Linked DNA regions of Homo sapiens: region 2 is linked to region 1. A link is a loop called in an ENCODE intact Hi-C map of the cell type or tissue named here. Cell type or tissue: Caco-2. All regions are shown on one strand. Links, peaks and the distances in the headings refer to the core of each region. The heading gives the core; the rest is flanking DNA.

Region 1 (16,464 bases), core at 5,973-9,972:
GCATTTTGGTCAAAACCATTCAACAAGTCTCTAGGAAGCTCCAAACTTTTCCACATTTTTCTGTCTTCTTCTGAGCCCTTCAAACTGTTCCAACATCTGCCTGTTACCCAGTTCCAAAGTTGCTTCCACATTTTCAGGTATCTTTACTGTAACATCCCACTCTACTGGTACCAACTTACTGTATTAGTCCATTCTTATTCTGCTAATAAAGACATTACTGAGACTGGGTAATTTACAAATGAAAGAGATTTAATTGACTCACTGTTCTACATGGCTGGGGAGGCCACACAATAATGGTAGAATGTTAAAGAGGAGCAAAGTCACATCTTACATGGTGCCAGGGAAAAAGAGAGCTTGTGTAGGGAACTCCCCTTTATAAAGCCATTGGATCTCATGAGACTTATTCACTACCATGAGAACAGCATGGGAAAGCCTGTACCCATGATTCAATTACCTCCCACAGGGGTCCCTCCCATGACATGTGGAATTATGGGAGCTACAATTCAAGATGAGATTTGGGTGGGGAAACAGCCAAACCGTATCAGCCTTGTTGCAGCAGTTAGTGACTGAAATTGAAAGGGAAACTGTTCTTCAAAGACAAATTCCCGAGAACACTGAGGAGGAAGGAAATATCTGTGTTAGTAGAGGTGATTTAACCAGGTAGCTAAGGGCTCCTGGAATATTAGATATTTATAGGGACAAAGAAACCAGCTAATCCCAGAACAATGATTCCCTGGGTCCAGAACCACCTGTCCCCTCTTATCCCCTCCTACCTACTAAACTGGGCAGAGGCAGAGAGGTGATGGCAGTAATTAACCCTTCCCAGTAGTGGGGGGAGGTGCGCTGGTCCTCAGGCTCCATGGCTTCCCCCATAGTGAGTGCACACATCCTTCAGCTCAGGGCAGGCTTAGATCCAGCCTTGGGCCAACATCTCCCTGCCACTTATTAGCCCACCCATCTGAAAGCAGGGGATTTGAGATTTAAAAAAATGGGATTATAAGGTCAGTGATTTCCAGACCTTGGCACTTCACAAACCAGTAAAATCTCAAACAAAATGTGTGTGTGTGTGGGGGGGGGGGGTGGGGGGGGGGATAATATCAAAAAAAGGGCAAAATTTTGTTATGCAAGGTTGTTCAGAAAGAGTTAAGATGAAATTAAGATGGCAGATTCTGGTGCCAGGCAGCCTGGGTTGGAATCCTGGTGCCAATGCTAGATGCATGGTCTTAGGCAAGTCAGTGAATTTCTCTGTATCTCAGTTTCCTCATCTGTAAAATAAGGATGCAACGGTACCTACCTCTTTGGGGTTGTTATAATAATTAAAGAACTATACATAAACTGACACAAGAGATCACATATTGCAAGATTCAATTGACATAACATATACAGGAAAGGCAAATTTACAGAAAGGAGATTAAGGAGAGGGAACAGCATTCAACTTCAAATGAGGGATCTTACTGGGGGATGAAAATGTTCTAAAACAAATTTATGGTGATGGTTGCACCTCTTTGTAAAATTACTAAAAGACATTGAATTGTACATTTGAAATGGGTGAATTTTATAATACATAAAATAAACCTTGATAAAATTGTTTTAAAAGAATACATATAGCACTTAAACTATACCTGGCACCTAGTAAGTATTCAAGTGTAGTAAACACTTACCATCATTTCATGGAAGCCAAAAAAAAAAAAAGCCATGTTATTAGTTTGGTGCAAAAGTAATTGCGATTTTTGCCATTACTTTCAATAACATCACCAAAGTAAGGACCAGAATAAAGCACAAAAATCCCCTACTTGCTGTGAGTCGGGGAGGGTTCACATGTTATCACGTTTGGGGATGGGGAGGGGTATCAGAGTCTTGGAACTACTCTGACTCAGCCCTACCTTCCAGGGCATTTTTCAAACCAAGCCATTTGCATCCCTACCGAAGGTGGTCTGCTTATTTAAGGGGCAGCCCACGGAAGTGTCTCCTCTCTCTGCCTGCCCCGCTGAATGGTGGAATAATTGTCCAGTCAAAAAGGACCTGGATATGCCCAGCGGGCCTCAGGCTGCAGCCCCCTAACTGGGAAAGTTAGGAGAGGCGGGTCTCAGCCCCACCCAAGGGCATCTGTGCCAACAGACTTACTCAAGGTGAAAGGAGCCACCTCTGCTCAGGAAGGTGTGAAGCAGGGCCCTGCAGCCACCGGTCTCGGGAGAGAGGTGGTCTCCTGCTAGGTAGGAGGGGAGGAGTTGGGATCCAATCTGGTTTGTTGTTCTTTTCATCTTATTTTTTCACCCCTTTGGTGAGGGGCTACATTTGCCAACATCCCTTTTAGGATAACCCTTTTAGATGGGTCCAAAGAAAGACTTTTTTTTTTTTTTTTTTTTTTTTTTACAATTAGCAAAGTCCCTCAAACTTCCCCCTTTCCTAATAGCTGAGAAAAGAGGGATAGACCAATTGGAAAGAAAAATGGAGAAGCAAGGAAATGAATGCAACTCTCGCCCAGGCAACCCATCCCAGGCCCAGTAAAAGAGTGGCTTCGGGAGCTGTGGCGAAGGGATCAGCAGACCCAACAGTGCCCGGAGAAGGGGCCTTGGAGGTAGGCGATGGCTGACGGTTGGCGGCGGCTGAAGGCAATAAGTGCTCCTCGCAGCCTGGCAATGGGCACCTGCAGCCGGCGCTCCGCTCCCTGCTGTGAGAGCTCTGCTCCCTCCAGTCGGGACGCCCCGTTGGGCCGGCCTAATCTCGAAGCCTGGCTCCCACCACCCTGCGCCCCGGGATCAGCAGCCAAGCGCTACCCTCATACATAAGTTCCCGCGAGCCACGTCCGCAATTCAGGTGTGCACCAGGTCACTGAAGGGTGTGTGCGCCGCCAGGAGCCTCCATTGGCTGTGGGCTTTGACGAGCTGTTTAATCATTACCTCATCAAGTCCCACGGATCCTAACTTAATGAGCAAATCAGAAGCTCAGCCCGAAACGCTGTGAAGCTCTCAGAATTTAGCCCTGGCAACTGCAAGACCACCAGGGGGATCTCGGGGCCGGGCACTCCCCAAAGCAGGCTGCGCGCACAACGGGGAGCGGGATGGCAGCGCACAGAGGCAAAGTTTCCTCAGAGCATAGAGGCAAACTCCGCCAGGCTCGCTCTCTCTGACCGGGGGTCCCCGGTAAGCACACTCACCTCCGATCCAGCCCGCCGCAAAGTCTTCCAGCTGGAAGCTTCCCATGGCCGGCGCTCGGTCTCGCCCTCCCGGAGCCGGGGCAGTGCCCACTTAGAGTCAGTGGGGCATGGCCCGCGGGCGCGAGCGCGCCGCAAGACCGAAGTCGGAGTCTCGAGCACGCCGCAGGTCCTACTCCAAACCCAGTCCCCCAGTCACCGGCTGCGCGGGCTGCCGCGCTCACCTCTCCAAGTGCCGGAGGGCGGCTGACATCACGCCCCCAGTGGACCTTAAAGGCACAGCACTCTGGGTGGATAAGGGTGCGCTCCGCGCGGCTCATCCCAGACACAAAGAGGCAAGGGTCATCAAGTGAAATTCTCTTAGTCCTCCCTTCTCCGGGTTATCCTCTTCCTTGCCAACTTCAGAGCCTCAGCGCCTTTGAACTGAAAGTGCCAGCCGCCCATCCAGAGACGGCAATGCGCGTATCTCCCTGTACTGTGCTGTGCTGACAATGCTGATTCCAATCAGCTGTGGACTCTCTCCCATCCCAACTCTGGGCAGTGATGCCTTTTTGTTCATCTCAGCCATGTCCCACTCAGTACCCCGTGCCTAGAGCAGGCACCTGGTGGTTCAGGGTCATGTCTAACTTTCAGCTACAGCTCTCTAGGGGCCCAGCTCCCTGCCTGGCCCTGGCTCACCCTACACTGTCCGCCCTGGGCCAACAGAAGGCAGAGGTGGTGCTCTGTACCTCAAACTCCCTCTCTGTAGGCAGACCCTACATTCAGCCAGGCCCCAGGCCAGGGGTCCGTGCTCACTGGAGAAGTGGCCTGCTGTGCGGAGAGGCTTTTGATTACAATGAGAGTGTCTTTCCTCCCTTCCTAAGAAGACTCGAAGCCCCCCAGCGTTCTGCTAGTTTCCAGCAGGGACTCAGCTGTGGGTCTCAGCCAAGACACCCCAAGGTTGACAAGAATGGTGAAGGGTATGGTCAGGAGGAAGGGGCCTCTGCTGGGCCTGCTCTTGTCCCACTGGGCATATTCATGTCACGTCATCCAGGTTAATATGAAGCGACAGCCAGCCAGACCTCCTTCTTCCAAAGCAAGACAGAGCCTGACCACCGAAGCTTGATCCTACAAAGGCCTGTCCACTGAGGAGTGGGGACTTGGAGGTGAAGGGACCTTCCTGCAGCATCACTCCCTCCCCTGCCCCGGCACACAGAGAGTGGACCTGTATCGGGAGAGGACAGCCCGGGATGGAGTCGCCGGCCTGGCTAGGGAAGTATTGCAAAGTTCCAGGGAGGAGTGGAAGCATCACACCCCATCCCGGCACCTCAACTTCCTGCTGCTTATGGTGACCCACTCAGTCTTGAGGCTTCAGAGTTGCCATCAGCATCAACCCCAAGCTGTGCCCTGTCATGCCCGGGATATATGCCTAGGGCTGCTATGAGAAATGCAGGTCTCTGAAGAGTGGCCTTTTACTGAGTTCACCATTGGAATGCATCCACAAGTGGAAAGCCTGACAATTCTCAAAACCCACTCCTCTGGAAGACCACCTAAGGGGTGCCAGGCAGTTTGTCATCCCCTCAGTCCTGTGTCAGCACCAATTGAGGAGGTCTTACGTTGGCAGGCAGTGTCCCTGGCAGCCCAGGATGGCCTCCCAGGCCCAGAAAGCTGCTGCTTGAACTACTAACGAGCTGGAGCAGAGCAGGAGTGGGTTGCTTTCCAAAATGAATTACTGTGCTCCATTCCCATATGCATGCCACAAACCTGCCCATGGGGCGCATCACCCAGGGAAGTGAGGGGAGGACCCTAGGTTTACCAGCAACCATGGCCAGGCCTGGAGAATCCCAGACCACAGGGCTATGAGCCCAGGCAGAATGCTGGCTCTGTGGCCAGGATCCAGGCCATCCCTTCTTCCTGGCCTTCGCACTTCAGAGCACCATTTGCAGTGTGCTGCCATTCACATTTGCATTCTACACTCGGGAGAGGGCAGGGCAGCTACTGGCCATTACAGAGAGAAAGAAACTCCACAGAGATCCACTCCCTGCATGACTAGGGCCAGAAAGCAACCCCATTTTCTTTCTCCCTCAGTTCCTTCCCCAATGATGACCTCTCAGAGCACTTTCCTCAGTAGCAGGACATGCAGATGGGCTATGCTGATAGCATTTGTTAACTAGTGGCCCACTCCCCATTTCTTATTTACCCTTTCAGGCCACAGCAATTTCCTGAGCATCAGTCTGTGCTAGTGCCTTGCTTTGGGGAAAGTCTCTGTTTGAGAGGAGACAATCCATCTGAGATGCTACACAGAGGTGGCTGTAAGAGCACTGGAGAGGGAGTCCATCGTTCTACAGGAAGCAATCAGGGAAGGCTCTCCAAACTTGGAGTCTCCTGGCTGCACCTTTAGTCTACACAGCCCCACAGCTCCCACCTCCCCAACCACTCTCTCAGGCAAGCCAACAATCCCCTCCCCATGTCCACCTGCCACACTCGGGCAGCAAAGGCCTGGGTCAGCTGTCCATGCCTGACCTGCTGCAGTGAAGGCGCTGCCCATGCCGCCTGCTCCCCTCTGCTTCCAGATTCCTGCCCTCACCCAGCTTTCCTCCTGCTTCTCCAGCTCTTCTCATCTTCTTCCCTGGTGCCATGGCCCCTTCTCATGCTTAGGTGTGAATTCCTCAGGGCCCCATCTGGACCCTCACCCACCCGTACCTCCCATCTCTCAGCGTATAACCCCCACACCTTGCTTCAGAGTCCAGACATCCCTCTACTCAACACCTCCACCTGGGTGGCTCGGGTCATCTTAGCGCATCCCTCGATGAACTCTCTCTTCCTCCGCCAGTGCCTCTTCAACTTAGAGAAACACACCTCCACCCAGTGGCCACCCAAAACAGAACCTTGGATGCCATCCTCCATTTCTCTCTCCCAAGGTCTTATCCCACCAGCCGCAAAGTCCTGAGTGTCCATCCCCTCAATGACACCCAGCCCTCATTGCTGTCTCCGAATGTGGCTCAGCCCAGCCCTGTGCCACTGCCCTGCCTGGATCACAGTGGACACGGGTTCCTGGGTCCCTCTGCCCCTGTCCTACTGCCCCAGTGAGCTTCTGAAACTTTGAATCTGCTCAGTTTAGTGAACTTTGATGACTTTCTGTGATCTTGAGCATAAATTCCAATTCCCCAGTGTGTTGTGTGTAGCTCAGTAGGACTGGGTCTGGCTGCTTTTCCACTTTGCACCTCAATGTCTCACATTCTGTGCATGTGTGTGACTGCGCACATGCTATTCCCTTGTGGGGAACACCCTCTCCCTCCTCCCCTGGCTAATCCCTGCCCCCTTCTTCTTTAAGACTCAGTTCAGCTGTCACCTCCTGACAGGCCTTTCTTGAAGGCCTTCCTCATCACCCTATGCCACATGGTATCTTCTAGATCTCATCTGTGTTTCCTGAATATTCTGAGCATATCTGTATCTCTGCTGTCAGACTCAGTGGTTGATTGTCTTCCCATCCAGACTGTGAGCCCACTGAGAAGAGGGTACTGCCTCATTCTGCACTGGACCTGCAGAGCCTGGCGCAGGCCTGATGGGCAGTCAGTCACTGCTTAGTCCGCTGGGCCTTAAATGAGGAGACATGGGGAAAAGTCTGAAGGTCCTGCTGGTGGCTGGCAGACAAGGAGGGTGTCTGGATACAAGACAGAGCTGAAGAGGTGGTCACATCATTCCCAGGTGTGAGGACTCCCCCTGGCCTTTCCTGGAGCATCACAGAAGCCCGGCTTCTTTCAGGCCCTCAAAGGTACCAGCCACATTTCCCCCACAGAGCTTTTGCACTGATCACTCCCTCCACCTGCAGCTCCCTCTCCCTGCCCTCCTCATAGCCGACTCCTACCTCCTTCAGATCTATACCAAAGCATCTTCTGCATGAGGAGGCCTCCCCAGGCCCCTCACAGGAGGTCACGACCTGGTTGCCCTCTCTCAAGGCACCCCTGCTTCTTTTTCCAACTCTCACCATGCCGCTCAGTCCTTGTGCAATGCTTGGTTGCTCCAGGAAGATAGATAGGACCCGTCTGACCTATCTGCCACCGTGACATTTTCGGGCTCTGCCACAGAGCAGGCAGACAGCAATTACTCAGGACCGAGTTCAAAGGATTAATGAAACCGGACCACGGGCTTGTGCTGTCTTTCTTCTTTGAGTGTTTGCCCCAGCTGCATCATTCCTGCACTGGCCTCAGACAACGGGAGCTCTGAGCTCCCTCCTTGACTCTGATGGGAAGGAAAAGGAGCACACGATTTTCGAGCTTCTCATTGGGAGCAGGATTTCTTCCTTTGTTGATGGCACTTTGGGAAAGTATGTGCAGAGCATGTGCAGACTGAATCTGGCCCATCACCTGTTCAGCTTGAGGCTGGCAGTCAAGAAGCAGAGGTAAGTGGCTGTGAAGTGAGGGGGTGAAGCAGCTGGCGGGAAAGCTGGGCTGCCTGGGCTCTGGTCCTAGTGCTGCTGCTGCCTCTCTGGGCATCTTGGGAAAGTCCAGGCCTTAATTCTTCCTCTATTTTTTGGAAGGTAAGGACGATCTCCTCTTAGGTGGTGTCTGCAGAAGTCTGAAATTCTTGGCCACGGGGATATCAGCTGCGGAGGTCTCATCAAGATGCGCCAGGAGAGGGCGCTGCTGCGCAGCGCTTGAGGCTCTCGGGCGGAAAAGACAAGCGTGGCTGCTCATTCTGGATAGTTTCCTGGCCCGGTTTGCCTGGCACTGGCTGGCAGACAGCCACACTCAGTATATGTGTGGGCCGTGGAGGAGATGCTGGCCCAGGAGGCTCAGAGGGGAGTCTGAGGTGCCAGAGCAAACCTCGGAGAAGCTTGATGAGAACCCATCTAAGGTGTTTGAGTACTGTGTGCTTGGATGGGAGGCGACACCCCAATCTCTGTACCTGTGTAGATCTATCGAAGCCTTGAATGTCCCAGGCTTTCTTCCACCTCAGGGCTCCGAGCTGGCCCAGTGCTGCATGCTCCGTTTACACCATCTTGTTGAATTCTCTGACGCAAGTTCTCCTTGGGTAGGTGAGAAGAATGAGGTCCAGAGAGGTCAAGCAGTTTCTCTAAAGCCACACAGCAGTCAGTGGAGGATGATGAAGTCACACCTGCTGTTTGACTCCAGGGTCCATGCTATTAAAAAAAGTGCTGCCTCCTAGCCAAGACTCGGGAAGTAGAAGTGACTTTCCCAAAGACCCTTGCCCCCACCCCCACCCCTCTGCATAAATGCCCTAACTTTTCTGCCTCAGTTTCTCCACTATCAGTGTGATGGTACTAACACTGTCCAACTGTGCCATATTCATAGGACTCCTGCAACAGTTTAATCAGGGGGAAAACATCCCTTCCCCAATACCATCCCAGTGCCCTGGGCTGCCCTCTATCCTTTCTTTCCTGACAAGGTCCTGTGGGTCCACAGAAGTCTGAAATTCTGGGCCGCGGCGATATCAGCTTGAAAATCATATGTGCTTCTTTCCATCAGAGTCAACCTGCGGGTTGAGGCTGGCTCTGCGGACATCTGAGAATAGGAAATGCTGCTGTCCGCCTGACTGAAGGCCAGGCAGGTCAGTGGACCAGGCAGCCCAGGTTGGAGAGGTTTGGAATCAAGGGGTTTCTGTAGGAGTGTAGGAGGAGACCCTGCTGCGTGCTGCTGTCAAGGTCCCATCTGAAAGCCTGGCTGAGCACCTGCTATATGCTAAACTCCCTGGGACTCAGAGGAGTTTGAGTGCTGACAGTGACAGAAGAGCCAGTGTTTGGGGACAGCCTACTCCATCTTCTGCCATGTGGCATTCTCCTCTATCATGCAGTCATCAAACATCAGCTGCTGGGCTGGGGGAGACCCATAAATCTCACATCAGGCCTGACCTCAAATAGAGGCCAGGACCATAGGAAATTTGGAGGGCAGAACCCAGAAGTCTCGGGAAGGAGCAGCATTTGAGCTGGAACTAAAAAGACAAGCTAAGTTGTGAGCAGTGGAGAAGTGTGCAGAGGCAGAGGGAACTGCCTGAGTAGTGCCAGGTGGGAGAATGCAAGGGGAGTCGGGAAGAGTTTTGCTCACCCAAAGCCCCCATGGCTGTAGGAGGGGCAGCTGGAAGGCTTGGAGTTTGGCTCCTGAGGACCCTGAATGCCAAGGAAAGGGGCTAGGCCATGATTCTGTGGGCAGTGGCGTCTACAGGCTAGAGGCAGTCCTCAGTCCTGCTGCTGCTCTGCGAGTGGATGAAAGGCCCATCTCTGGGGCTAGCTGTATCTCACCTGGATGAACCTCCATAGCCCATGCTGAGGCTGGCTCAGGCTCCTTGCAACCAGCATTTTTCTCTGCAGGGAACTGGTGGGCTTGCCCTTGGGAAGTTGAGGCCTGTGCCTGTCCAGCTCCTCAGAAGGGCTATGATCCTCCTCAGCACCTGAGAGCAGGCAGTTCAGCCTCCCCCAGCAGGAGCTCACTGGGTCATTTAATCCACTGCACCTGGACATCCTCCTCTGTAAGATGGGGGTGATAACTGTACCTCACTCAAGCTGCACTTAACACACTCAGTGAGTCAATGCATGTCAAGTACTCTGCACCATGACTGGCACGCAGTAACACACCCAGCAAGTCAAATCTCTCCATCGTTATGACCTGTGTGTCCTGAGTGTTCACGTCTGTGTTAGCACATGGACAGCTCCCAGCCAAGGCCGGCAGGTGGGCCAGAAGCAAACTGCCCTTCCAGCTGAGCCAGCCCCTTATCTGGGATCTCTTTTGCACCAAATCTTTCCTGCAAACTACTCCCTTAGAGAGCTCTGCAGCATGGGAAACCTCTGGCGGGTCTCTTCATCCCCATGAGCAGGGGAGGTACCTCCAGCTCGCCAAGGGGTTGCTGACAGGCTACTGCAGGGCTCTCGGCCCTCCTTGGGTTCTGGATGGCACACACATGGGAAGAGAGGAGGGGACATGGCTCGGACCCTGCTTGGGCTGCACAAGGAGAGAGTGGCCCCAGTTTGTACCATAGACATAGATACCTCCCAACCTGTCTGTTCCTTTGGGGGCAGTGAGGGCCCACAGATGCCAGCTCCTCGATGAGGCCCCAAACTAAAATGACAAGCTAAGTTGTGAGCAGTGGAGAAGGGCACAGAGGCAGAGGGTTGGATACCTCCCAACCTGTCTGTTCCTTTGGGGGCAGTGAGGGCCCACAGATGCCAGCTCCTCGATGAGGCCCCAAACTAAAATGACAAGCTAAGTTGTGAGCAGTGGAGAAGGGCACAGAGGCAGAGGGAACCTCCTGAGCAGCACCAGTTGGGAGAATGCAAGGGGAGTCGGGAAGAGTTTTCCAGCCTTATGGAAAATAAAGGGAACAGTCCTATTGCCTCACCCCAAGAACAAAGACGAGTTTTCCTGGCAAGGGTACCTTTATTTCTTCATACTCCCATCATACTCCAAATCCCAAATCCCCAAACCCAATGGGAAGTCATAGGAGTGCCTTGGAAATAGTAAAAAATAGATTTTCTAAAAAGAATTTCTTTGATGTAACTCTAGTGTGACCGATTGATTTCTCTCTCTTTCTTAAAGTCCTCATCCTCAGGAAGCATGTGAGCAGGTGAGGGCATTCCAGACAAGCAGCCATCGGGTGGAGGAGCAGGGATCCAGTGGTCAGAGGTGTGTGAGTGTCAAAGCAAACAAAGAACCTACACCCGGGGAGGAGACACAAAACCAGCGCCACGGGACAGAGAGGCTGTGAACTTGGGACATGCCAGTGTGGCTGGCACTAAAGGATTTTCAAACAGGAATCAGCATCTAAGTGTCTGGTCCCGGGGTAGGTGGGATGAGCATATACTCTCAAAATCCCAGTGTGATTCAGCCACTCACCAGGTGAGCCTGGGGTTGGAAGTTGGGCTGGAGCACCAGAAAACAGGTCCACAAGGTCCAAGGAGGTAGGGCCTAGCAGACACATGCAGAGTCACCATCCTTACCTGCTCTACCCAAGGGCAGGGGCAGGGGAAGGAAAGGTGCAGAGGCAATGAGGAAAAAGAGAGAGCAAGATGGGTCTAGGGGAGCACGTGGCTCATTTCTTGCTATGCATAGACCCACTGAGGAAGAATGTAGTGAGGAGGTGCTTAAGTACTTGGCCCGAGGTCAGACAGAGCTGGTGTGAATCCCAGCTCCACAGTTCCCGGCTGTCTGCTAGCTGTGTGAGCTCGGGCACCCTATGTAACATCTCTTAGCCTGTTTACTCAGCTGTAGAATGGAGATGACACCAGTGTCTACAACCCATGATTATGGAGATGATCTCTGTAAAGTGCCTAGTACAAAGTAAATGCTTAATAAATGGAAGCTGCAAGTATTACTCCAAAGCATCCAATTAGTGCACCAGCGCCAAGGTGCACGATTTATTTACAAAACCAGCTTCTGGGTGTCTGCACCCTTCAGTTGTTCAGGTGGCTCCTGCTTCCTCTGTCTGAGCTTGGGTCAGGCTACAAAAGGAATGGTCTGAGGTCAGAGTGCTGGACAAGATGGACACTTCTCTCCAAAGCCACTTTTGGTGTGGCTGTTCAATTCTCATGTGGCAGTTTTTCCAGCTAGGAGAACAGGAAGGTGGCAGCGTGGGGCGGGATGGGTCTCTTCCTGGGGGTGGAGTGGCTGAACATGGGGCACAGGCTGAGTTTCTCCCCTCTGCTGCTTGAGGAGAAAGGCAAACCCTAGGCCTGCGGAGTGGGACACCTCATGCTGGCAGGGAGCAGCCTGGTGGGCTGAGAGGGGCTGGGAGAATCTGCCAAGGGTTGGGTTCTTCCTGCTGGCTCTGCTGGGTAAGGGGGGTAGGATGCCCCTCATCCATGGTCATGGGCACTGAGACAGAGAGAATACAGGCCTGAGTGCCAGGGTCCCAGGCCAGCTCTGGTCCCAGGGCAAACTGACTGACCTCTGGGAGCCTCCCCGCAATCACCTTCATCCCTCGACAGTCAGTGGGTGCTGGGGGCCTGCTCTCCAGTGGTTTCTGTTGCAGTCAGCTCCGGCTTCCCCGTGGTGTGACTGCACCAGCCCTGGGCAGCCCCTGAGGGCCCCTGGCTCCCAGATGGAAAGGCAGGAGGCCCAGGGCTAGTGTGTAACCCCTCCTCAGGGGTTCTGTAGTAATGCACAAATCCTGAGGCATAAAGACCATGGTCCCTGGAGAGAGGGGCATCCCGGTCACTGTCACGGGGGAACTCTGCCGAGACCTGCAGGACGGGGCAGCAGGCCAGTGAGTGTGGGGACCCAGAGATGAGGTCCTAGTGTGCCGAGGCAGCCTGGGTATGAAGGAACAGGAAGGTCAGCCCGATGCAAGCCCCCCTCCCAGGTTCAGGCCCAGATACCCGGGACCAGCCTGTGCCTGCAACACCACAGTGGCAGTCCCAGAAAAGGACAGGCCCATGTCTGCTCTACAGCCCAGGAAGCACTCAGCAATGTCACTCACCCATCCAAGGGCACCCTGCTGGGAGGGGTGTGTCTGGGATTAAAACCCACCGGCCTTGCCTCCTCTGTCTCTGCAGTCATGGGCCACAGTGCCCAGCTGCATGGTGGTGATTAGGAATGTTATAGACCACAAGCTTCGGGTCAAATCCCAGGTTTGCTACTTGCTAGCTATGTGCCCTTGGCCAAGTCACTTAACTTCTCTGAGACTCGTTTTCTCATTCATAAAATGGGAATAATAGTACGGCTTGTTTTATAGGATTACTATTAGGATTAAATGAGATGATGCTAATGAAACATTTGTCTGAGAGCCTAGCAAGTCATAAGGACCAAATAAATGTTTCTGTGAGCTCACCATCCTGCTGAGCACTTTAGGTACGTGGTTGTATGTAATTCTCACAATGGCTTTATTGTTGCTGCTGCTGTTCTCTCTTTTATAAGGAAACCACGTTCCCCAGGCCGCTCTCCTAGCAGGTGGTCAAGCTGGGCTTGAACAGGACAGTCTTCCTGCAGTGTCTGTGCTCCCAACCAGTGACACCTTGCTCCAAGGGCCGCAGCAGCCCTGAGAGGGGCCTGTCCAGGGGCCTGTTAGAGTCTGGGCCCCAGGACAGAGAGGTTTGAAGGATGCGGGGGCCTAGTGCTGCTCCCCCCACCCTCTATGGCCTCCTCAACTCACAGAGCATTCGTCCCTGACTGTTGTCCTGCAGAAGCAGCCAGCCCGTGCCTCCTTCTCAGTGGGCAGATCTTGGGAGCCCCTGTGTGACCAGCCAGGAAGGGCCAGGCTGGGCAAACTCTCCTCCTCAGAGCGGTAGTAAGGGAAGAACCCACTGAGCAGTTCTGAGTCCTCCTGGAGCGGTGTCTTGGGCTGCAGGACCAACCCCTCCTCTTCCAGGAGGCACCCATAGGTGCAGAAGAAAGGCAGGTACTCCAAGGCCACCTGGGCCCTATGTGAAAGGTGGAGGGAGCTTAGGGGCTTCTTGTCCCTTGAACTGGTGGCCTGCTGTTGGGAGGACAAGGGTCCTGGGTCATCCTCCTCTAGGAGGCTAGGAGAGGTTGGGGCTCCGGATTCAGCGTCACAGTTCTGACACATCTGAGAAAAGAAGGACGTTCCATCTGTTACTGCATCCTGAATTCCTAACCACACCAGCTCTGTCCCCAGTCCCTGCCTACATTGGAGTCCAGAGGGGTCTTACAAAGCCCAAACCTGACTGTGGTTCTCCTCTGTGAAAAGCCAGCAATGGGCCTCAACCATGGCTAGATTGCTCAAGCACTCAGGGCTTCTTGCCATTCCTAAGTCACACCAAACTTGTCCTTCCCTTAGAGCCTGTGCCAAGATCTGCTCCTGGACTCTCAGCTCAGAAGAGCCTTCCCAGCCCCAGCCTCCCTGCAGGGTGACTCCAGATCATTTCATCACTGGCATGCTCTTCCTGGGCTGTGTGGTCTGCCTGCTTCATGTGTGGGGTGGTCTTATCTGTCTTATCTGTCTGGTGCCTCTCGTTCACAATAGGAACTCAACTGACACTTTTTCAACTAGTCTGCTGGCTCTCAGTCCAACTCATATTCCCTTCACTCTGTCCAGTCCAGCCACACAGGCCTTCTCTTGATCCATCTCACTTGCCAAGCATCCTCCTGCCACAGGGGCTCTGCATGGGCTAATGCTTCTGCCCAGAGTCTCTTCCTTCTCCTTTCTCCTAGGTGGTGACTTCCTCAGCGCTTGGTTAAGGTCACTTCCCTAATGTCCCTGGCTTAGTGGCATCACCTTCTTCATGACTGCCACCACCCTCATACCCCTCATTCAGAGCACCCGTTCCTCTGCTGTGAAATATTTGACTGTGTGGTTTCTTGATTAATATCTCTCATCCTGTTAGTTACAAATTCCACCAAGGCAAGGCCCATCTGTCTAGATCACTTCTGTGTCCCGAAGGCCTAGAAAAACCCTGGCATATGGTAGACACCAAGTATTGGAAGAAAGGAAAGAAGGGTGGGAGGGAAGGAAAGAGGCAGACAAAAAGAGAACACCTTGGCCAGGAACGAAGTCTTTATCAGACTCCATGGTGATAGGAGGGAGAAGTCACGTCTTGGGGAGAGGGTGGAGAAGCGGAATGAGGAATTACTTCCCAGGCCCAGAGGGGACACGTGGCCCAGAGTGCCAGGTAGTGAAAAGCCAGCTCATTCCCACATTGACTATGCCAGACCCAGAGCCCATCAGGAACATGGCAGGGGGCCCCTTTGATCCTGAGCAAGCCCCCAGGCTGTTCCACTTGTGGACTCCTGACCCATGGAAGAACTTATGGTGGCTTAGCCCCCAGCCTTCGTGAATCCCACCCTGGCCTTCCCGACTCCCACCCTAGCCCCTGGGCCTTGAGTCCCCGCCCCTGACACATGCTCCTGTGGTCCATGCTCTCCCCCAACTCCCTGCAGGCAGCCTGACCACTGAGGTCCCTGTCCTAAGCCAGACTCCTTGGTAAGTGCCTACTGGCCCATAGACTGCCAGCTTCTGGTGAGCAGGAACCAGGCCCCCTCCTCCAAGTCCCAGAGACCCAGCTCAGGGCCATCTTTGCTGAGTTTCTACCACTCCCAGACACTCTGCAGAGCTCTGTGGTCCTCTCTCTCAGGTAATCCTTAGGAAGCCCACCAGGATAGACTTGCCTTTCCAACCTCACTGTGCCAAGCAGAAGGGACAGGCTAAATGGCAGCACCCAGGTCTGACCCACTCTGAAGCCTGTGCTCTGTTCGCTGTGAATTATATGTTGTTGTGTGTCCCCCATAGGACATGTTCAAGTCTTAAGCCCTGGCACTTGTGGATATGACCTTATTTGGAAATGGGATCTTTGCAGATGCAATCAAGTTAAGATGAGGTCACACCGGGTCAGGGTGGGCCCTAAATCCAATGGCTTGTCCCTATAAGATGAGGGAAATTTGGACACAGACACACAGGTAGAATGTCATGTGATGATGGAGGAAGCTATTGGAATGATGCTGCCACAAACCAAGGCACATCAAGAATTGCATCATCACAGGAAGCTAGGAGGGAGGCATGAAGGAACAGATTCCCTGCTGAGACCCCAAGAAGAAAACAACTCTGCCGACACCTTGAGTTTGAAATTTTGGCCTTCAGAACTGTGAAAGAATAAATGTGTGTTGTTTTAAGCTACTAAGTTTGTGTTAATTTGTTCTGGCAGCCCTAGGACACTAACTCATGTGGGTTTGCTGGATGGCTCATTTGTGGGGATAAAGGGATTTGGCACAGGCTTGAGGGCTCTCCCAGCACCACCCTGTGAGCAGCTTGGGGAGAGAGGCCCATTGCCATGGCCAAGGTTCACTCTGTTGGGGGGGCTTACCTAAGGCCCTACCCTTCCTGCCATCCAGTGGGCACTGGACAGCACAGACTCCCTGTGGTGGACCAGTGGCCCTCCCACAGCTCATTCTTTCCTGCGAGGGCCCCGGCTCCACTTCAACAGTGAGTCCTGGATTGAAGGAGGCCAGGTGTCCTCTGAGCTCCCCTGGGAGGCCTCAGCAAGATGGCAGGTGCACAATGCCACTCACAGTCTCTAGTGAGCACCACTTCCGGCGTTGTGTTTTGGGGTCAGCAGTAGCACCGCATCGTGACATGATGAAGCCTAATTGTCAAACTCTGGCTGAAAAGACAAAGCCTCCCTCGGCAGGCCTCTTCCTCCCAGCCTCCTCTTTACCCTGGCAAATCCCCCTCTGCCTGCTGAGAGAAGATTCCATCATGAAGTCATAAGGTCTGGTGCCAGGCAAGAAAGCCAGATGGCTCTGTTACCATGGAGACTCCACCCAAGCACCCAACACCTGTGATCATCACCTGTCTCTTAATTCAGCTTAATCCACATCTCCCCAGGAGACTCAGGGGAAACAAAGAGAATGCAAACATCTTCTGGAATC
Region 2 (16,464 bases), core at 6,492-10,491, 100 kb after region 1:
CATCCTTACATCATTTTGCTCAAGATTCACTCCCCAAGGGAGTGAAATTCCTCTAAAGGGAACTGATTAAAGTGTTCCCTGAAGGAAGGGCATGGAGACAGAGTAGCTAGAAACCTGAGAGTATCGAGGAAAGTCTCTATCACAGTCATAGTGATGGTGTCATTTCCCCGTGGATCATTGACACATCAGTCCCAAGTATCAAGGTCCTGAGAGAACAAGTCAGGTTTTCCAATGATGTCGCTCTGCTGAGCTCCTCGGATGGTCCTGTAGAAGGTGCCCGAGGCCAGCCCTGGTCTGTGGATGGCATTTTCCCATGCACAGGTTTGAGACACCACTGGGTGCTGATGAAGTAGGAGGCTGGGTTTGTTGAGAGGATTGAAGAGGAAGGCAAGAAACTAATTCAGGGCAAGTTAAAAAGTGACCCGGAGGTGCAGCACTTTGGATCCGAGTCATTGCAGCTTTCAAGATGAATACTAGCCCTGTTCTCAAAATGTTCCGGAAGGTTGTCTCAGACCTCCTGTACCAGAGGGGAAGGTTTGGGATGGAAGGAGTCACCTGAAGCTGCACCTGAGTCACAAACAAAGAGCTTTTCCAGGTTTCCATCTTTAAGTTTCTGTTTTGAAAGTTTAATCTAAACCATCATTCATCTTCAGGATCAAAGGAAAATAGGGCTTGGTCAGGGTTCAGCTAGAGGTTCTACTCTTGTCCTCCATGTCAGGTCTCTGAGCCCAAGATAAGCCATCATATCCCCTGTGACCTGCACATATACATCCAGATGGCCTGAAGTAACTGAAGAATCACAAAAGAAGTGAAAATGGCCTGTTCCTGCCTTAACTGATGACACTACCTTGTGAAATTCCTTCTCCCGGCTCATCCTGGCTCAAAGTCTCCCCCACTGAGCACCTTGTGACCCCCACCCCTGCCAGCCAGAGAACAACCCCCTTTGACAGTAATTTTCCACTACCTACCCAAATCCTATAAAACGGCCCCACCCCATCTCCCTTCACTGACTCTCTTTTCGGATCAGCCTGCCTGCACCAAGGTGAAATAAACAGCCTTGTTGCTCACACAAAGCCTGTTTGGTGGTCTCTTCACACGGACGTGAGTGAAATTTGGTGCTGTGACTCGGATCAGGGGACCTCCCTCGGGAGATCAATCCTCTGTCCTCCTGCTCTTTACTCCATGAGAGAGATCCACCTACGACCTCGGGTCCTCAGACCAACCAGCCCAAGGAACATCTCACCAATTTTAAATCGGGTAAGCGGCCTCTTTTTATTCTCTTCTCCTCCCTCTCTCACTATCCCTCAACCTCTTTCTCCTTTCAGTCTTGGTGCCATCTTTCAATCTCTCCCTTCTCTTAATTTCAGTTCCTTTCCTTTTCTGGTAGAGACAGGAGATGCGTTTTATCTGTGAACCCAAAACTCCGGCACCGGTCACAGACTTGGGAAGACAGTCTTCCCTTGGTGTTTAATCATGCAGGGATGCCTGCTTTATTATTCACCCATGTTTCAGAGGTGTCTGATCACACGGGGATGCCTGCCTTGGTCCTTCACCCATAGCAGCAAGCACCACTTTTCTGGGGGCAAGCACCCCCCACCCCTTCTCTCTGTGTCTCTACCCCTTTTCCGCTTTTCTTAGGGGCAAGCACTCCCCAATCCTTCTCTCCATGTCTCCACTCTCTCTTTTCTCTGGGCTTGCCTCCTTCACTACGGGCAACCTACCACCCTCCATTCCTCCCTCTTCTCCCTTAGCCTGTGTTCTCAAAAACTTAAAACCTCCTCAACTCACACCTGACCTAAAACCTAAATGCCTTATTTTCTTCTGCAACACCGCTTGGCCCCAATACAAACTTGACAATGGCTCTAAATGGCCAGAAAACGGCACTTTCAATTTCACCATCCTACAAGACCTAGATAATTTTTGTCGAAAAATGGGCAAATGGTCTGAGATGCCTTACATCCAGGCATTTTTCACACTTCATTCCCTCCCTAGTCTCTGTACCCAATGCGATTCCTCCCAAATCTTCCTTCTTTCCCTCCTGCCTGTCCCCTCAGTCCCAACCCCAAGTGTCGCTGAGTCTTTCCAATCTTCCTTTTCTACAGATCATCCGACCTCTCCCCTCCTCCCCAGGCTGCTCATCGCCAGGCTGAGCCAGGTCCAATTCTTCCTCAGCCTCCGCTCCTCCACCCTATAATCCTTCGATCACCTCCCATCCTCACACCCAGTCTGTCTTACAGTTTGGATCCAAGACTAGCTCTTCTCCAGCTGCCCAACAATTTCCTCTTAGAGAGTGGCTGGAGCTGAAGGCACAGTCAGGGTACATGTGCCTTTTTCTCTTTCAGACCTCTCTCAGATCAGTCAGCACTCAGACCCTACTGAATATATACAGGAATTCCAATATCTAACTCTGTCCTACAATTTAACCTGGAGTGACTTAAATGTCATCCTAACTTCTACCCTCTCCCCAGATTCACAGGAAATTTTTTCTCTGGCCCAATCTCACACTGACAACCGCTGGCTCCATGAACCAGACCTCCAGGAAGGCATTAGCGCAGTTCCCCGAGAGGATCCCCAATGGAACTATCAGGCAGATTCCCCAAGTATAGCTAGGTGAGATTACATGGTTTCCTGCCTAGTTGAAGGATTTAAAAAGGCAGCTTACAAAGCTGTTAATTATGACAAGCTTAAAGAAACTACCCAAGGTAAAGACGAAAACTCAGCCCAGTTCATGGCTCATTTGGCAGCAACCCTGAGATGCTTTACAGCCCTAGACCTTGAAGGCCCAGGCTTTCTGACTGTCTCATTCTAAATATGCATTTTATCACCCAGTCAGCTCCTGACATTAGAAAAAAACTTCAAAAATTAGAATCCGGCCCTCAAACCCCACAACAGGAATTAATCAACCTCACCTTCAAGTTGTACAATAATAGAGAAAAGTTACAATTACTTGCCTCCACCGTGAGACAAAATCCCAGCTACATCTCCAGCACACAAGAACTTCCAAACACCTAAACCGCAGCGGCCAGGCATTGCTCCAGGACCCCCTCCCCAAGGAACTTGCTTCAAGTGCTGGAAATCTGGCCACTGGGCCAAGGAATGCCCTCAGCCTGGGATTCCTCCTAAGCCGTGTCCCATCTGTGCGGGACCCCACTGGAAATCGGACTTTCTAACTCGCCTGGCAGCCACTCCCAGAGCCCCTGGAACTCTGGCCCAAGGCTCTCTGACTGACTCCTTCCCAGATCTTCTCGGCTTAGCGGCTGAAGGCTGACGCTGCCCAATTGCCTCAGAAGCTTCCTGGACCATCACAGATGCTTTGGGTAACTCTTACAGTGGAGGTTAAGTCCGTCCCCTTCTTCTTCTTCTTTTTTTTTTTTTTTGTTTTGAGATGCAGTCTTGCTCTGTCGCCCAGGCTGGAGTGCAGTGGCACGATCTCAGCTCACTGCAAGCTCCGCCTCCCAGGTTCACGCCACTCTCCTGCCTCAGCCTCCTGAGTAGCTGGGACTACAGGCACCTGCCTCTGCGCCCGGCTAATTTTTTTTGTATTTTTAGTAGAGACGGGGTTTCACTGTGGTCTCGATCTCCTGACCTCGTGATCCACCCGCCTCAGCCTCCCAAAGTGCTGGGATTATAGGTGTGAGCCACCGCACCCGGCCCCTTCCCCTTCTTAATAAATAGGGAGGCTACCAACTCCACATTACCTTCTTTTCAAAGGCCTGTTTCCTTTGCCTCCATAACTGTTGCGGGTATTGACAGCCAAGCTTCAAAACCCCTTAAAACTCCCCCACTCTGGTGCCAACTTGGACAACATTCTTTTATGAAGTCTTTTTTAGTTATCCCCACCTGCCCAGTTCCTTATTAGGCCAAGACATTTTAACTAAATTATCTGCTTCCCTGACTATTCCTAGGCTAGAGCCACACCTCATTGCCACCCTTCTTCCCAACCCAAAGCCTCCTTTGCATCTTCCTCTCGTATCCCCCCACCTTAACCCACAAGTATGGGACACCTCCACTCCCTCCCTGGCAACCGATCACATGCCCATTACTATCCCATTAAAACCTAATCACCCTTACCCCGCTCAATGCCAGTATCCCATCCCACAATAGGCTTTAAAGGGATTGAAGCCTGTTATCATTCGCCTGTTACACCATGGCCTTTTAGAGCCTAAAATCTCTCCTTACAATTCCCCCATTTTACCTGTCCTAAAACCAGAAAAGCCTTACCGGTTAGTTCAGGATCTGCGCCTTATCAACCAAATTGTTTTACCTATCCACCCCAGGGTGCCAAACCCATATACTCTCCTCTATCCTCAATACCTCCCTCCACAACCCATTCTGTCCTAGATAAACCTAGCTGACCCCATAAATCCTAAATCCTTTCCCCACTCCCCTTTCCATTCCTTAAAAAACAGCCCTAAAAGCTGCTCCCACACTAGCTCTCCCTAAATCATCCCAACCTTTTCATTACACACAGCCGAAGTGCAGGGCTGTGTGGTCAGAGTTCTTAGACAAGAGCTGGGACTGCACCCTGTAGCCTTTTTATCCAAACAACTTGACCTTACTGTTTTAGCCTAGCCCTCATGTCTGCATGTGGCGGCTGCCGCTGCCTTAATACTTTTAGAGGCCCTCAAAATCACAAACTATGCTCAACTCACTCTCTACAGTTCTCATAACTTCCAAAATCTATTTTCTTCCTCCCACCTGATGCATATACTTTCTACTCCCCAGCTTCTTCAGCTATACTCACTCTTTGTTGAATCTCCCACAATTACCATTGTTCCAGGCCCGGACTTCAATCCGGCCTCCCACATTATTCCAGATACCACACCTGACCCCCATGACTATATCTCTCTGGTCCACCTGACGTTCACCCCATTTCCCCACATTTCCTTCTTTACTGTTTCTCACCCTGATCACATTTGGTTTATTGATGGCAGCTCCACCAGGCCTAATCGCCACTCACCGGCAAAGGCAGGCTATGCTATAGTATCTTCCACACCTATCATTGAGGCTACTGCTCTGCCCCCCTCCATTACCTCTCAACAAGCCAAACTCATTGCCTTAACTCGAGCCCTCGCCCTTGCAAAAGGACTATGTGTCAATATTTATACTGACTCTAAATATGCCTTCCATATTCTGCACCACCATGCTGTTATATGGGCAGAAAGAAATTTCCTCACTATGCATGGGTCCTCCATCATTAATGCCTCTTTAATAAAAACTCTTCTCAAAGCCACTTTACTTCCAAAGGAAGCTGGAGTCATTCACTGCAAGAGCCATCAAAAGGCATCAGATCCCATCGCTCAAGACAATGCTTATGCTGATAAGGTAGCTAAAAAAGCAGCTAGCTTTCCAACTTCTATCCCTCACGGCAGTTTTTCTCCTTCTCATCTGGCCACTCCCACCTACTCCCCCACTGAAACTTCCACCTATCAATCTCTTCCCACATAAGGCAAATGGTTCTTGCACCAAGGAAAATATCTCCTCGCAGCCTCACAGGCCCCTTCTATTCTGTCATCATTTCATAACCTCTTCCATGTAGGTTACAAGCTGCTAGCCCACCTCTTAGAACCTCTCATTTCCTTTCCATCGTGGAAATCTATCCTTAAGGAAATCACTTCTCAGTGTTCCATCTGCTATTCTACTACTCCTCAGGGATTTTTCAGGCCTCCCTCCATTCCCTACACATCAAGCTCGGGGATTTGCCCCTGCCCAGGACTGGCAAATTGACTTTACTCACATGCCTTGGGTCAGGAAACTAAAATACCTCTGGTCTGGGTAGACACTATCACTGGATAGGTAGAGGCATTTCCCACAGGGCCTCAGAAGGCCACCGTGGTCATTTCTTCCCTTTTGTCAGACATAATTCCTCGGTTTGGCCTTCCCACCTCTATACAGTCCAATAATGGGCCGGCCTTTATTAGTCAAATCACCCAAGCAGTTTCTCAGGCTGTTGGTATTCAGTGAAACCTTCACACCCCTTACGGTCCTCAATCTTCAGGAAAGGTAGAATGGACTAATGGTCTTTTAAAAACACACCTCACCAAGCTCAGCCACCAACTTAAAAAGGACTGGACAATACTTTTACCACTTGCCCTTCTCAAAATTCGGGCCTGTCCTTGGAATGCTACAGGGTACAGCCCATTTGAGCTCCTGTATGGACACTCCTTTTTATTAGGCCCCAGTCTTATTCCAGACACCAGCCCAACTTGGACTGCACCCCAAAAACTTGTCATCTCTACTATCTTCTGTCTAGTCATACTCCTATTCACCGTACTCAACTACTCATAAATGCCCTACTCTTGTTTACACTGCTGGTTTACACTGTTTCTCCAGGCCATCACAGCTGATATCTCCTGGTGCTATCCCCAAACAGCCACTCTTAACTCCCTCTTAAAGTAAATAAATAATCTTTGCTGGCAGGGCCATGCTGAACCTCCTTGGGCACTCTCTAATTGGATGGCCTGGGCCCTCCCAATTCTTAGTCCTTTAATATCTGTTTTTCTCCTTCTCTTATTTGGACCTTGTGTCTTCCATTTAGTCTCTCAATTCATACAAAACAGCATCCAGGCCATCACCAATCATTCTATATGACAAATGCTCCTTTTAACAACCCCACAATATTGCCCTTACCACAAAATCTTCCTTCAGCTTAATCTCTCCCACTCTGGGTTCCCACGTCACCCCTAATACCGCTTGAAGCAGCCCCAAGAAACATTGCCCATTATCTCTCCATAGCACCCCCAAAAATTTTCGCTGCCCCAACACTTTACCACTATTTTGTTTTATTTTTCTTATTAATATAAGAAGACAGGAATGTCATGCCTCTGAGCCCAAGCTAAGCCATCATATCCCCTGTGACCTGCAGGTATACATCCAGATGGCCTGAAGTAACTGAAGAATCACAAAAGAAGTGAGAATGGCCTGTTCCTGCCTTAACTGATGACACTGCCTTGTGAAATTCCTTCTGGCTCAAAATCTCCCCCATTGAGCACCTTATGACCCCCACCCCTACCAGCCAGAGAACAACCCCCTTTGACTGTAATTTTCCATTACCTACCCAAATCCTATAAAATGGCCCCACCCCTATCTCCCTTCACTGACTCTCTTTTCGGACTCAGCCCACCTGCACCCAGGTGAAATAAACAGCCTTGTTGCTCACACAAAGCCTGTTTTGTGGTCTCTTCACATGGACATGAGTGAAACTCCACAGCAGGCCCTGTGGCATACTGGAAAGAGCCCTGGTTGGGGCCGGAAGATCTCAGTTTATGTCCCAGCTCTGTTCCCCACTTATTGAACTGGTCCCCTCTGAACCTCAGTTTCCTCCTCTGTAAACCAGAGATAATGATACTCACCTTCTAGGCACATGTCACCTTTGCTCCAGTACCCAACAAGTTCCTCATCTCCATCTAAGACCACCTCAGCCTGGATTTCTTGTCCATATCATTATCAGCATTTTGGTTAAGGCCATTCAACAAGTCTCTAGGAAGTTTCAAACTTTCCCACATTTTCCTGTCTTCTTCTGAGCTCTCCAAACTACTCCAACCTCTGCCTGTTACCCAGTTCCAAAGTTGCTTCCACATTTTCAGGTATCTTTTCAGCAGCACTCCACTCTACTAGTACCAAAATCTGTATTAGTTCGTTTTCATGGTGCTGATTAAGACATACCCAAGACTGAGCAATTTATAAAAGAAAGAGGTTTAATTGGACTTACAGGTCTGTGTGGCTGGGGAATCTTCACAATCATGGCAGAAGGCAAGGAGGAACAAGTCACATCCTAAGTGGGTGGCGGCAGGCAAAAAATGAGAGAGCTTGTGCAGGGGAATGCCTCTTTTTAAAACCATCAGATCTTGTGAGACTTATTCACTATCATGAGAACAGCATGGGAAAGACTTGGCCCCCATGAGTCAACTACCTTCCACCAAGTCCCTCCCATAACATGTGGGAATTCAAGATGATATTTGGGTGGAGACACAGCCAAACCATATCAAATTGGAACAGTAACAGCAGAGGTTTGTTATAGGAATTAATTTAGAGAATAGTCATAAAGAAAAAGAATAGCACTTGGACTCTAGTAATCTCCCCCAAAATCATGGTGATTTTTATTTATCACCTCTTCGGTCTGAGCCCCAAAGCTTCTTGCCTGCAACCTCTTTATATACCTTACACCTGTCAGTTTATGAGCTCTGGGCAGGGACATGAAGAGTGATTTACCTGATGAAGTTGCCCATTGCTCTGAGCACGTGAGACAGGAACCACTACATAATATATATTACATATAATGAATGTATAACATCACCCCTTTTATTTATTTTTACTGTGTTATTTAAAAATACCAGTCACAAGGCCAATTAGCTATTACAAAGATATGTCTAGTTACTTTAACACAAATTTTATATAAAATGTACTTCCTATTACTTTTAGATGAGAAGGAAACTCATATAGCCTGTGGTTCCCTCAGAACTCTCACATGTAACTTTTAGTGAGGAAAATGAGGAACTTTCTGAGCTATCCACAAGGGGGTAGACTGATTCCATTTCTTCTGGAAGGTATCCATGGGGTCATCATTAATGATCATTTAAAACTGATATTTCTCATTTTAAGCAACTGTCTCCTTCCAAGAAATAAAATTTACTTATGCAAGCAAGATGCCACTTTTTTAGGCTGACAACTTACAGATGACCCTTGGTTTAAAAATGTATTGCAAAATCATTTACACACATTTTCCCTGCAATCAATCATGGAGGATTCTAACAAATGCCACATTCAGAATCTAAGAACACTGCGGTCTTTCCACTAGAAAGTCAAGCAAATTATTTAAATTCCCAGGGACCAAAAAAAAAAAAATCTTTCCTCAACATCAAACAAAACATTCTCTCTTTGAAAATGTAAATCCCTTGAACATATTCAAGAATTTTAACAAGCTTCCCAGAAAACTATCCTATTACTCTTTGAAGGCCTTAAGGAATTTTCTTAAAATAGTCACATGCTACTCAGGGTGTGGAGAGGGCCTAAGTGACAATGGGAGTCAAAGCTCTACAGTAGGGCCCCAGAAGTCCCCATGTACCTCCTTTCAGAAAGGAAGAGCGGCCCCCAGAGAATTACTAGGCACATGGAAGGGGTATGGGGAAATCTTCTAAAAGGAATAAAGCACAGGACCCGTTTCGCATCTGTTTTGCATCTGGGGTTAGCAGTAGGACACAGAGCTCTGAACTACAGGAAGAGCCTCAAAGAAGATGTTAACAACAGAGAGTTTAGAGAATGTGGAGCTCTCATCTGTTTTAACTCCTCTATCCAAGCCTTGGGGTGTGTGTGTATGTGTGTGTGTGTGTGTGTGTGTGTGTGTGTGTGTGTGTGTGTATTTGTGTATGTGTTCAGGGGAAATTCCAAGAGGATGAAACTGAGGTGAAAGGCAAGTCAGAGGTAGAAAGTGGCCTGAGCTGATAACTAAATGCTAGTTTCACTTCAAAGAACTGGATCTTCATCTGACATCAGAAAAACAGAAGAATCAAGAAGGCACCAGCAATTTCACTCAAATAAGTTTTTCCTGAGGAAGTAATTGAGTATGTTTTCAGAGACATAGTTTTAAGATATTTATCACAGCTTGTCTATGACAGGAAAAATTAAATACACAAACAAGAAATTTAAAAAAGAAACACCCTTAAGTATGCAACAGTGAGGGATTAGCCATATAAATGATGCTGTATCCACATAAGAGAATAGTATGAAATGATTTAAAATTACAACTATCACCACGGAAAAAGGGTCATCATATTCACTTATATTGTTGGGTGAAAGATGATTATAAAGCAGTCTATATAGGTTGTATACACTGTGATAGATTTACAGATGTTTTTAGTTCTTTTTTGCTATTTTAAATGTTCAACCTATTAAAAATACAAAATACATGCTAACTATAGAAAGCCACATTTTTTTTTTTTTTTTTGAGACAGAGTCTCGATCTGTCACCCACGCTGGAGTGCAGTGGCGCGATCTCAGCCCACTGCAACCTCCGCCTCCTGGGTTCCACTTATTCTCGTGCCTCAGCCTCCTGAGTAGCTAGGACTACAGGCGCCCACCACCATGCCCAGCTAATTGTTGTATTTTAGTAGAGATGGGGTTTCACCAGGTTGGCCAGGCTGGTCTCAAAACTCCTGACCTCAGGTGATCCACCTGCCTCGGCCTCCCAAAGTGCTGGGTTTACAGGTGTGAGCCACCGTGCACGGCCAGCCACGTTCCCTTAAAAGACAGAACACAAAATTTCTATCAAAATCCCAGCAAATTATTTTGTAGATATAGGCAAGATTATTCTAAAATTTGGAACGGCAAAGAAACAAGAAACTGGAATTGCTAAAATAAAATGGAAAGAATCACTCTCCCTGATTTCAAGACTTACTTTTATAGCTACAGCAATCAAGACTGTGGTATTGGCCGAGAGACACACAATGAAATAGAAAAGGGAACCCAAAAATGGGACTCACACAAATATGTCCAACTGACTTTTGATAAAACTACAAACACAGATCAACAGAGAGAAGATAGTCTTTTCAATAAATGATGTTGGAACAATTGACAATATATGAGCCAAAAAAACCCTTGACCCAAATCTCACTCTTTATATGTAAATTAACTAAAAATGGCTCATAAACCTAAGTGTAAAACGAAACACTATAAAACTTTTAGAAAAAAAAATAGGAGAAAATCTTTCCTAGGGTTAGGCAGAGTCCTTCAACTTGACATCAAAAGCACGATCATTAAAAGGAAAAACTGATAAATTGGACTTCATCAAAATTAAAAACTTTTGCTCCGAAAAAGACCCTGCTAGGAGGATTAAAAAGCAAGCTATAGAGCAGGAGAAAATATTTGCAAACCACATATCTGACAAAAGACTAGAATTTAGACTCTGTGTGTGTGTACATACATATATATGTATTTTAGAGTGTTTTTTTTACTATCACACATACATATATATCTATATTATTTTTACTATACACACGTATATATATATATATATATAGCCTGTGGCTATATATGTAAAAAACAGTAAAAAAAAATTCAATTTAAAAATGGACAAAAGACAAGAAGACCCATTTCTCCAAAGAGGATATACAGATGACCAATACACACATGAAAAGATGTTCAACGTCTTTAGCCATTGGGGAAATGCAAATTAAAATCACAAAGAGATATCACTACACACCTGTCAGAAAGGCTAAAACTGAAAATAGTGACACCAAATGCTGCCGAGGATCTATAGAAACTGGATCACTCATACATTGCTGGTGAAAATATAAAATAGGACAACCACTCTGGGAAACAGTTTCTCAAAAAACCAAATATGCAACTACCAGAGAACCCAGCAACTGCACTTCTGGGCATTTATTCTAGAGAAATGAAGATGTTCACACCAAAATATGTACATGAATATTTATAGCAACTTTATTCATAGTAGCCAAAAACTGGACATAACCCAGATGTCCTTCAGTGGGTGAACGGTTAAACAGACTGTGGTACACGCACACCATGGAGTGCTACTCAGCAATAAAAAGGAACACACTATTGACACATGCAACAACCTGGATGGAGTTCCAGAGCATTACGCTGAGTAAGAAAAGCCAATCCAAAGAGTTACATACCACAGGATTCCATTTATGCAACATTCGTGAAATGACAAAATTACAGACATGGAGAACAGTTTCATGGCTGCAAATGGTTAAGAAGGAATGGAGGCAAGAGGGAGGTAGGTGAGGCCAAAAAGGGCAACATGAGGGATCCTTGTGATTATGGAAATGGAAATGTCTCCATTTGACTGTATGGAGGTCAATATTCTGATTGTGATATTGTACTATACTTTTGCAAGATGTTACCATTGGAAGAAACTGGGTAAAGGGTACGTAGATTCTGTATTACTTCTTACAACTGCATGTGAACCTACAATGATCTCAAAATTAAAAGCTTAATTAAAATAAAAAGGACATAGCATGAGACTGTCCCCAGAAAACTGGCAGACATGGCCCTGCTGCTACACTGCTGGGGCTTCATCAGAGGCCTCCAGTGTGCACTCAGGCACTGCTGGCCTGGTAGGGCCAGACTCTGGCTATAGTCGTAAGTGTGGTGCACACCTGGATCAACCCCACAACAGTTACACTGTCTCTTCACGGGGAGATCCTCGAGTCTGTCAGTGTCCATCAGCAACCAGCCAATAAGTAGGCGCAGCTTGTCAGTGCTGTCTCCCCTGGCATTAATGGTGTGTTTAACTAAGAGCCATTAACAAGGGTAGCTTTCTCCAATTAAATAACCACAGTGGAGTTTTTTTTTTTGAAAACCCTAGCGTTCCTAAGGTAAACATAACATGATTTGTCACTTTGCAAGGTCCAAGAAATGCTATTTTGATCTGTTAACTGCCTCTGATGAGGACACAGCTATCTGAGATGTAAACATGCCATCAGACGGAGAGGTCTGAAAGTTTGGAGGGAGCATGACATTTAGAACAGTTACTGCTTGCCCTAGAGCTACAGCTAACACCTCTGACTGCTGTGTGCCAACACAGGAGCCCACGAGAGGGAAACAGTAATGACTATAGAGGCAAAGGAGGAATACAGCCCAAACAGGTAACTTGAGGAAGGAGAGGGAGGCCATTTGAGAGATGCAGGTTAGGAATCCTCTTACTCTAAATGGCACTAATGCTGAACCTAGAATAAAATCTGTCCCTTCAGCCTCCTTTCTGTTCCTGAAACTTGCCTAGCTGTTTCCCACCTCAGGGCCTTTGCACGTGCTGTTTCCCCTGCCTGAGTGCTCTGCCCCAGATCTGCACTTCCTCAGAAGGGCCATCCCTGACCACTCCACCAGCCCCCACTCCAGTCACAGTCTCTTCCACACCTCCTAGACTGTCTCCTTCACATCACTTGTCTTCAGGAAGTATCTTGCTTGTTGACTAGCTTATGATCCGTGCTAAGATAGATGTTTCATAAAGATAGAAAGCTTGTCTGTCTTATTCCCTCAGTTAACCCCATTATCTGACACAGAAAGCTTCAATAAATACCTGTTGAAAGAATCAGTAGCAAAAGCTGTCTCTGTTCCTGTAGCAGTCTCTGCTTCTGCCCAGGAAAGGTATGGTCATCACGAAGGTCCCTCTCAGGATTTTTACTACTTGTGGAAGACTCAAAAGAGCAAAAAGCCTTTTCCTTTTAGGAAATCCCTTTGGCAGGAGCTCTTGTGATAAGCCTGACCAGGCAGGCCAGTAGCCAAGGCTGGGCTGGGCCCTGTTCTGTGTTCCTCACACACCCGAGTCTGTGCTGTTTCTCCACCTCTGTTCACCACACTGGGCACCAGTCACTGCCTTCTTTCCAGTTTCTGCCATGGGCTGTCTGGTTACATGATGGCACCAGCCTGTTCCAAGGGCAGAGCTATTGGCCAACTCTAAAGCCTCTCCTTCCATTTCAAATGCAGTCTGTTGAAATCATCTCCCAACGAGGAGAACAGAACCCTGGTCATAGGTCAAGAGACCAAGGTTATAGCCTATCAGGGCCAATGACTCACCCTGTGACCTTAGGCAAGGCTTTTCCTGTCTCTGGGCCCCAACTTCTGCCAGACACAGGCCTCTAAGTCCCCATGTCAGCCAGGCACACACTGTCCTGTCCAGGGTTCCTGTGGGGTGGAGGAAGGCTGGCTTTTCTACCCAAAGAGAGACGCACTGTGGGGAAGGCACCTTGGGCTTAGCAGCCCATCTTGCGAGCTTTAGACCAAACTCTACCCTGCAGGAAAGGCCCTCACTCGAGGAGCTGGGTGGCGCAGGGGCTCACGCCTACCTGAGGGGGCTCCAAGGAGGTATGGGATGAGATGAGGCAGGCAGCCTCTGACATTTAAGAGCCATTAGACTTTGAACAAGCCACTTCAACATCTTGAGCCTCAGTTTCCTCATTTGTAACTGAGGACAATAACAGTGGCAACTAATGGCATTAAACAAAATAATGATGCAAAAATAATATTTAGAGTGCCTGGCACAGGGAAAACGCTCAATAAATGGCAGCTCTTAGAAAAATGATCATGATGATGGTGGTGATGATAATGGAGAACAAATTGAATTCCCGTTGAGAAAAGCCATTGAAAAGGACAGTCTCTGGTTGTGCTGCTGAAAAAGACAAAACCATGTGTGCAAGGGATCTGGGCTTGAGCCTCCTTAGAAAACAAAGACACTTATTTAAATAAGTAGAGAAGACCTCCAGTCTTGGGTCAATAATGTATCTTTCCCAAGGAAGCTTTTTAAGGCCAGGTATTTCTAGAGCTCAATAGCATTGAGAAATTATAGAAATCACCTAGATGTTTGTTTCTCAGCTAATGTGGGCTCTTCCAGGAAATGATGTACTAGTCAGCTAGGCGGCTGATAAGTAAATTCCAGAAGCCCCACTTGATGGAATTGAGTGAGCCATTAAAAACGATGCCTATGAAGACTGCAGGGCAAGGGTTAAGATATAAGGGAGAAACAGAATGCAAAACTGTGTTATGATTACAGTTGTTTAGAAACATGTCTGCTTACAGGCAGGCCCTGGAAGGGAAGATTAAAAACAGTTGATTTGCTTCAGTGATGGGATTAGGAGTGATTAAAGCAACATTTCTGTTATGGTTTTACAGTGTGGTTTTGTGTCTTTTTTTTTTTTTTAGTGAAAAAAAAAAGAGGACTGCAGTTGTCATACTATGGTTTGTGCCTTTTTTAAATAAAAAAAGAGAAAAGGGATTGCAGGGGAATGCATGTACCTCAGACGTCCCTAGAGCTGTCCCCCTCCCCATTGTGTGTGTGTGTGTGTGTGTGTGTGTGTGTGTGAGAGAGAGAGAGAGAGAGTGAGAGACAGACTCCCTTCCACTGGATACCATTCAGAATAGTTTCAGCTCCCATTGAATGGGGATTTTTGCAAATTTCTAGTAGCTGAAAGAATAGTGAATTGATTCGCCAATGAAAACCCATTGTTGGGCTTTGTCTTCAAGCTTGTCAGTGCACTGGGGAGTTAAAAAGACTTAAGAGCAAATACATAGTCTGGGGCGCCAGACTTTGGAATTGAGCTTGCTAGAAGCCTCTTGTGTCAGGAAGCTTTGAGCCCTCAGGTATGGGTGCACAGGGGCTGGCTCCTTCCTCAGCAAGAAGATACCTAGCCATGCGGGCCTCTCCAAAGAGGGGCAGGGGCTCTGTGGTGAGCAAAGCGGTCATGCAGGAACATCAGGCCATGTAGTCTGGCCCTATCTGGGGGTGACCCCCTCATGGGCAGCCAGCATGGAGCGCTTCATTCCCTCTAGATGGCCTATGGACTCTGCCTGGGAAAAGCTAAATGAGATGAAAAGCCTGAGCCCATCACAGCTGAGCTGAGGTCAACCTGACCGGACACCAGGGACAAGGAGGACAAGGCTGGCATTCCAGAGCACCCTCTAAGATCCCCTAACTGTCCGGACAATGATGAGGTCATTGCTGCTGTTGTTTCAATCATGAGACCTCACTACAGGCCTGACACTGTTCTGAAAGCTTTACATGCGTTATTCAATTCAACCCTCATAATACTGTAAAGAAAGCACCATTAGTAATTCCCTTTCAGCAGTGAGGAAACAGTCTCCGAAGAGACTAGTAACTTGCCTAAGATTCAAGGCCACACATCACAGTAGATGACAGAATGAGATTCAGTTCCACACCATGTTCCTGCCTGTTCACCATAATAAAAAATGTAAACACGTGGCAAGGTGTCTGAAAAGAGAAAGAAAATAAAAATCGCAGGCAAATACCTTTTGCTACAAACACACAAATTCATAGGTCCCTCAGCCAGTCAGGTTACACAATCAAACTGCCTAGAAGTTTGCCCAAAGTGCTGCTAATAGTGTAAGAAGCTTGGGGCAGGTAGTATAGAACCTCCGATAGTTGAACCATCAGAGAGACAAACACCCAAACAGCCTGGCAAAGTGCTGCTTTCAGATAGAGCAAGCACAAGTAAATGTGAGAGATTTCGAAGAAAGAGAAGACAACAGATTCCTGACCCATGGCTGCTCAGTTAGCATGTTTCTACATAGATTCAGAAGATACTTCATTTTAAATTATTTCTGTCCTAAGCCTGCTGATATTGTTGACAACAACGGCAAAACCACAGTATACAATTTCACAACAACATGGAGTCCAGAGAGCCCTTTAGACTAAACTCTGAGGATTGCTTTGGAACAGCCTTGGGGAAGCAGAGAGGGGGCCCCAGGCCCCACATACCTGGGCTCAGTGGCCTCTCTGAGGATCATTTCTGGTTTTCAGCAACATGTTTGTCACCAAAGCACATCTTATAATAAAGAAGAATTCCAGGGCATCACAACCCCATCCTTCTTGGGCTGTGGCCAGGGTTCACCTTCCCAGAGCTCTGGCACCCTCCCAGTCAGTGAGCAGGGCTGTCAGCAGCCTGCTGTGGACACACAGTTCTCTGCTGCCCTCTTCCTCCCCTTCACCTG

Evidence for each region. A loop is a pair of places that touch in the nucleus more often than their neighbours do. Peaks named below come from ENCODE experiments on the same cell type or tissue, not always from the same donor. Only the 100,000 strongest peaks of a DNase experiment are listed, where the experiment ranks them.
Region 2: a loop joins it to region 1, with 10 times the contacts of the local background. A loop is called at or near these places in 4 of 110 quality-filtered maps.

What each region holds. Positions count from the first base shown.
Region 1 is chr5:135,821,587-135,838,050 of GRCh38, reverse strand. SLC25A48 (solute carrier family 25 member 48) reads right to left here and starts at 3,388. Exons shown (of 8, transcript NM_001349336.2): 1 at 3,158-3,388. The coding sequence starts at 3,203. It overlaps LOC107986453 (a long non-coding RNA gene), which reads right to left and starts at 16,268. Exons shown (of 4, transcript NR_171171.1): 1 at 16,105-16,268; 2 at 13,235-13,648; 3 at 12,056-12,326; 4 at 11,469-11,585. RefSeq lists an enhancer at 3,922-4,423. In Caco-2, for the core only: a CTCF peak has its summit at 7,763 (motif pointing right); a DNase peak (open chromatin) is centred at 7,780.
Region 2 is chr5:135,721,735-135,738,198 of GRCh38, reverse strand. It overlaps a transcript of SLC25A48 not described here. Among named protein-coding and RNA genes, the nearest start is that of MIR5692C1, 73 kb to the left of the region's middle. RefSeq lists enhancers at 2,822-3,321, 4,814-5,598. In Caco-2, for the core only: a CTCF peak has its summit at 8,511 (motif pointing right); no DNase peak of the experiment used is centred there.